Linked DNA regions of Homo sapiens: region 1 is linked to region 2. A link is an interaction called in ENCODE POLR2A ChIA-PET data of the cell type or tissue named here. Cell type or tissue: GM12878. All regions are shown on one strand.

What was found. ChIA-PET counts read pairs that join two places held together with the same protein. Peaks named below come from ENCODE experiments on the same cell type or tissue, not always from the same donor. Only the 100,000 strongest peaks of a DNase experiment are listed, where the experiment ranks them.
Region 1: POLR2A ChIA-PET joins it to region 2 with 6 read pairs; 2 of 35 experiments call an interaction of 5 or more read pairs at or near these places.

Annotation. Positions count from the first base shown.
Region 1 is chr11:46,257,857-46,260,356 of GRCh38, forward strand. The region is part of intron 2 of LINC02489 (long intergenic non-protein coding RNA 2489); the gene reads right to left. Among named protein-coding and RNA genes, the nearest start is that of LINC02489, 15 kb to the right of the region's middle. In GM12878, no CTCF peak of the experiment used is centred here; no DNase peak of the experiment used is centred here.
Region 2 is chr11:45,822,624-45,825,123 of GRCh38, forward strand. No RefSeq gene overlaps it. Among named protein-coding and RNA genes, the nearest start is that of SLC35C1, 19 kb to the left of the region's middle. RefSeq lists an enhancer at 1,230-1,319. In GM12878, no CTCF peak of the experiment used is centred here; a DNase peak (open chromatin) is centred at 1,456.

The sequences.
Region 1 (2,500 bases), 440 kb after region 2:
GCAACTGGTATACCCTGCTGCTCCTGTTGCAGGGGAAGTCATAGGACAGGGCAGGGCCTGGTGGGCAGTTCCACTGTAGGTCGGGGAGTCCAGGGGCCTCAGGAAGTAGCGGGGAGTGGGGCAGTAAGAGGAAACTACAGACTCTCAGGACCAAGGGAGTCCCTGGCCCTGGAAAGTCTTGGGGGACTCAATGGGGCCCATTCTTTCTTTATTCGGGTTCAACAAATGCTTTTGAGCCCCTCACAGGGCTGTGGCCTATGTGCCTGGCCGTGGGGAAGTCTCAGAGAAGACGTGGTCCCTTTCATGCTCTTCAGGAGGGCAGCTAATTCTAAATTCTCATTAGAGTTCAACCTGGTGAGTTACCTAAAATACAGAATCCTGGGGACCACATCCAAAAATCTGATGCAGTAGGTGTTGGTGGGCCTAGACTTTCAAATATCCCCAGGTGACCCTGATGAGGGTGATCAGGGACAGACCATTCTAGGGGGAGAAATATCACTCAAAGCCCTTGGAAGAAACCTCCTAAGCCAGGCAAACATGGAATCTCCATTTGCTCAGTAGATAGCTTGAACCTCATTTAAGCCTTAGGCTATTATAGAATAATGGGGACACCAGTCAGGCAGACCTAAACTTAAATCGCAGCTTCATCCTTCGGTAACTGAATGACCTCAGGCACATTAGTACTCTGTAAACCTCAGTCTTCTCATCTGTAAAATGAAGATAATCATAGTGTTTCACATGTGAAATTAAATGTTAAAGAGCATAGCAGAGTGTCTGGCACTCAATAAATGCCAGATAGTATTATTAAATTAATTAAAATTAATTTGTTAATTAAAATTGCCTCTACGTGAGTAATTACAGCAGAAGACTGGACACAAGGTATGTAACACATCTTGTACACTGCCTGACTCATGGTGGTGGGTATTCAATAAATGCTTATTATTATTATTATGAACACTCTCACATACCTTTTAACTCTAGGCCTTATTATCTCTGCATCTGTATCTAACACACAATTTTATCCTCCCCATAGAAATCATGGCCAGGTGCGGTGGCTCACGCCTGCAGTCCCAGCACTTTGAAAGGCAGAGGCAGGTGGATCACTTGAGGTCAGGAGTTCGAGACCAGCCTGGCCAAATGGCAAAACCTCATCTCTATTAAAAATACAAAAATAAGCCGGGCATGGTGGCTCGCACCTGTAGTTCCAGCTACTCGGGAGGCTGAGACAGGAGAATCGCTTGAACCCAGGTGGCAGAGGTTGCAGTAAGCTGTGATGGGGCCACTGCACTCCAGCCTGAGCCACAGTGCTAGACTGTCTCCAAAAAAAAAAAAAGAAAGAAAGAAAGAAAAAGGAAAGAAATTATGGCTGGATGCGGTGTTTTACGCCTGTAATCCTGACACTTTGGGAGGCTGAGGTGGGAGGATCACTTGATCCCAGGGGTTTGTGACCAGCCTGGGTGACATGGCAAAATCTGGTCTCTACAAAAAAATAATTTAAAAATTAGCTGAGCATGGTGGCATGCATCTGTAGTCCCAGCTACTCAGGAGGCTGAGGTAGGAGGATTGCTTGAGCCCAGGAGGTCGAGGCTGCAGTGAATTGTAATCATGCCACTGCACTCCAGCCTTGGCAACAGAGCAAGACCCTGTCTCTAAATAGAGATTAGATAGATAGATAGATAGATAGATAGATAGATAGATAGATAGATAGATATTGTTAATTTGGGGGCTCTGGCCAGGCACGGTAGCTCACGCCTGTAATCCCAGCACTTTTGAAGGCCAAGGCAGGCAGATCACTTGAGGTCAGGAGTTTGAGACCAGCCTGGGCAACATGGTGAGACCCTCCCCCATCTCTACTAAAAATATACAAAAATTAGCCGGGCATGATGGCGCATGCCTGCACTCCCAGCTACTCGGGAGGCTGAGGCAGGAGAATCACTTGAACAAGGAGGCGGAGGTTGCAGTGAGCCGAGATCACGCCACTGCACTCCAGCCTGGGAAATAGAGTGAGATCCAGCTCAAAAAAGAAAGAGGGGGGGCGGCTCCAAAATGTCGGCTTAATGTCTGTTCCTAGTGCCTGCCCCAAAATGAAAGGGATTTTTCTCAGCTCCTTTCAGAAGGATGTGCAGGTGGCAGGGGGGTAAGATGAGGGTGAGTGGGAACCTCAGGTTTATACTTCCAACTCCCTGCTTTTGGGAGAGCCTATACCTGGGCTGAACTCCAAGGGCCAGGAGCTATGGAGGCCTGAGGCTGCTGTGAGGCAAGAGGGAGGATGCAGGGTCACTGTGGATAATGATATTTTCAAGTGCTCATGGACGGCATGGTTGCCATGGTAATGCTGATGGCTCCAAACAAGCTGAGGCCTCTCTTGAGTTGTGAATCAGGTTCAGCTTTATTTATTAAAAAAGAAAACCAATGCCCCGACCTGTGAAGGGCAAAGTGAAGCCGCAGGTGGAGGCCACAGCGTGAATCAGCAGGTGCGTCGGCCGCGAGGCACACAGCC
Region 2 (2,500 bases):
AGCGAACTCACTTAACCTCTCTCTGATTTTTTTCCTCCTCTGAAAGAAAGGAAAGTTGTTCTACTTTAAAGGATAACATAGGCCGGGCACGGTGGCTCACACCTGTAATCCAGCACTTTGGGAGGCCGAGGTGGGCGGATCACAAGGTCAAGAGATTGAGACCATCCTGGACAACATGCTGAAACCCCATCTCTACTAAAAATACAAAAATTAGCTGGGCACGGTGGCACATGGCTATAGTCCCAGCTACTCGGGAGACTGAGGCAGGAGAATCCCTTGAACCCGGGAGGCAGAGGTTGCAGTGAGCCGAGATCGCATCACTGCACTCCAGCCTGGCAACAAAACAAGACTTTGTCTCAAAAAAAAAAAGATAACATGGTGGCTTAAGGTGTCAACATATATAAAATTTAATTGCCAGGCCTGACACAATGGCTCACGCCTATAATCCCAACTTTGGGAGACCAAGGTGGGCAGATCACTTGAGGTCAGGAGTTAGACACCAGCCTGGGCAACATGACAAGACCCCATCCCTATAAAAAATACAAAAATTAGCTGTGCCTGGTGGTGCGCGCCTGTAATCCCAGCTACTCAGGAGGCTGAAGCAGGAGAATCACTTGAACCTGGGAGGTGGAGTTTGCAGTGAGCCAAGATCACACCACTGCACTCCAGCCTGGGTGACAGAGCAAGACTCTGTCTCAAAAAAAAAAAAAAATTAGTTGCCAGATGAAAAACTGAGGCCCCAAAGGGTCAAAGGACTCGCCCAGCATGAAGAAGGAATTAATGAAATCAACTATAACCTAATAGTAGTAGTAACAGAAATTTTAAAATTCTCTTAAAGTTGCTGCAAAGTGTGACCCCTTCCCCCTTACACTCAAGTTAAAAGGGAATGTTCACAGCCTGTCTCCTCTCTGTGGACAGTGAACCTTATCTATACTCCCCAACTCCACATTCCTCAAAGTTTATTACAGGCCCAGCGAGTTCCTGCACAGCTGCAGGGTCACAAGACTGGTAAGTTTAGGTTGCAAGACATGTTTCTCTCAAGATGTAAGAAATGTTGTAATGCTGCCTTTGTTTCTTGCTTCTGTAACTCGCTTCCCGCCTCACGTAGTTCCCCCCTTAAGATGTTTAAAAGTAGGAAAAGCCCTTTGTTTGGGGCTCAGACTTTCTGGACATATGTCCGGCTGGGCCGGTGATCACCTTAATAAACTCTCCTGAAACTTCTTTTCCGTCTCTCCAGTCTTTGATTGTCCTGCAACAAGTGCATTGATGACAAAATGGAATGCAGTGCTCAGCCCTCCTGGCCTCCTGCCTGATTCTCTTCGGAGTGCACCACATGGGTGGAAGAGCTGCCCCCACCACATACAGCCCTCACCCACAGTGTGATGGGTAGAACCAGGACCAGATCTACCGGGAGCCCTCCTCCCACACACCGTGGCTTCTATGAAAGGACTAAATTTAGGACCTGAAACCAGCTGAAATGGGGACAGCAGAGCCTGCTGCGCCGCAGCTGCCCATCCAGGTGTGCTGGGAGCGTAGATGGAGTGTGGGTATGGGGAAGGGAGGGGCGATGGCAGGCTGTCACTACACACCCAGTGGGGAATTGATAACATTAGAGCTGGGAACCAGTTTGGAAGTCAGAGCTCAGCCCCCTGCTCTGCTGACAAGACTGAGACTCAGAGGAGCCTCAAGAAGGCTGAGGTCACAGTGCGATGGGGCAGAACCAGGACCAGAGCTACCCAGAGCCCTCCTCCCAGGCCAGTGCCCTTTCCATTGAGTATAATAATACTAATACTTTTTAAAAATTGCTCTGTCAGCCCGGTGCGGTGGCTCATGCCTAGAATCCCAGCACTTTGGGAGGCCGAGGCGGGCAGATCACAAGGTCAGGAGTTTGAGACCAGCCCAGCCAACACAGTGAAACCCCATCTCTACTAAAAATACAAAAAAATTAGCTGGGCATCATGGTGGGTGCCTATAATCCCATCTACTCAGGAGACTGAGGCAGGAGAATCACTTGAACCCAGGAGGTGAAGGTTGCAGTGAACCGAGATCACGCCACTGCACTCCAGCCCAGATAACAGTGTGAGACTACACCGCAAAAAAAAAAAAAAAATTGCTCTGCCACCCAGGCTAGAGTTCAGGGGCACAATCCTAGCTCACTGTAACCTTGAACTCCTGGGCTCAAGCAATCCTCCTGCCTCAGCTTCCTGAGTTGCTGGGACTACAGGTGCCAGCTATTATGCCCAGCTAATTTTTTTTATCTTTTGAAGAGATGAGATCTTGCTATGTTGCTCAGGCTGGTCTCGAACTCCTGGCCTTAAGCAATCCTTCTATCTCAGCTTCCCAAAGTGCTGGGATTACACAGGTGTGAACCACACCAATTATGCCCATAATTTTTAAAATAATAACTAATATTGTGTTGGGTACTCGCCACATGCCAGTTGCTAGTCTAAGAACTTGATATATATTCACATCTGAAACAGGTACTATTAACATCCCATTC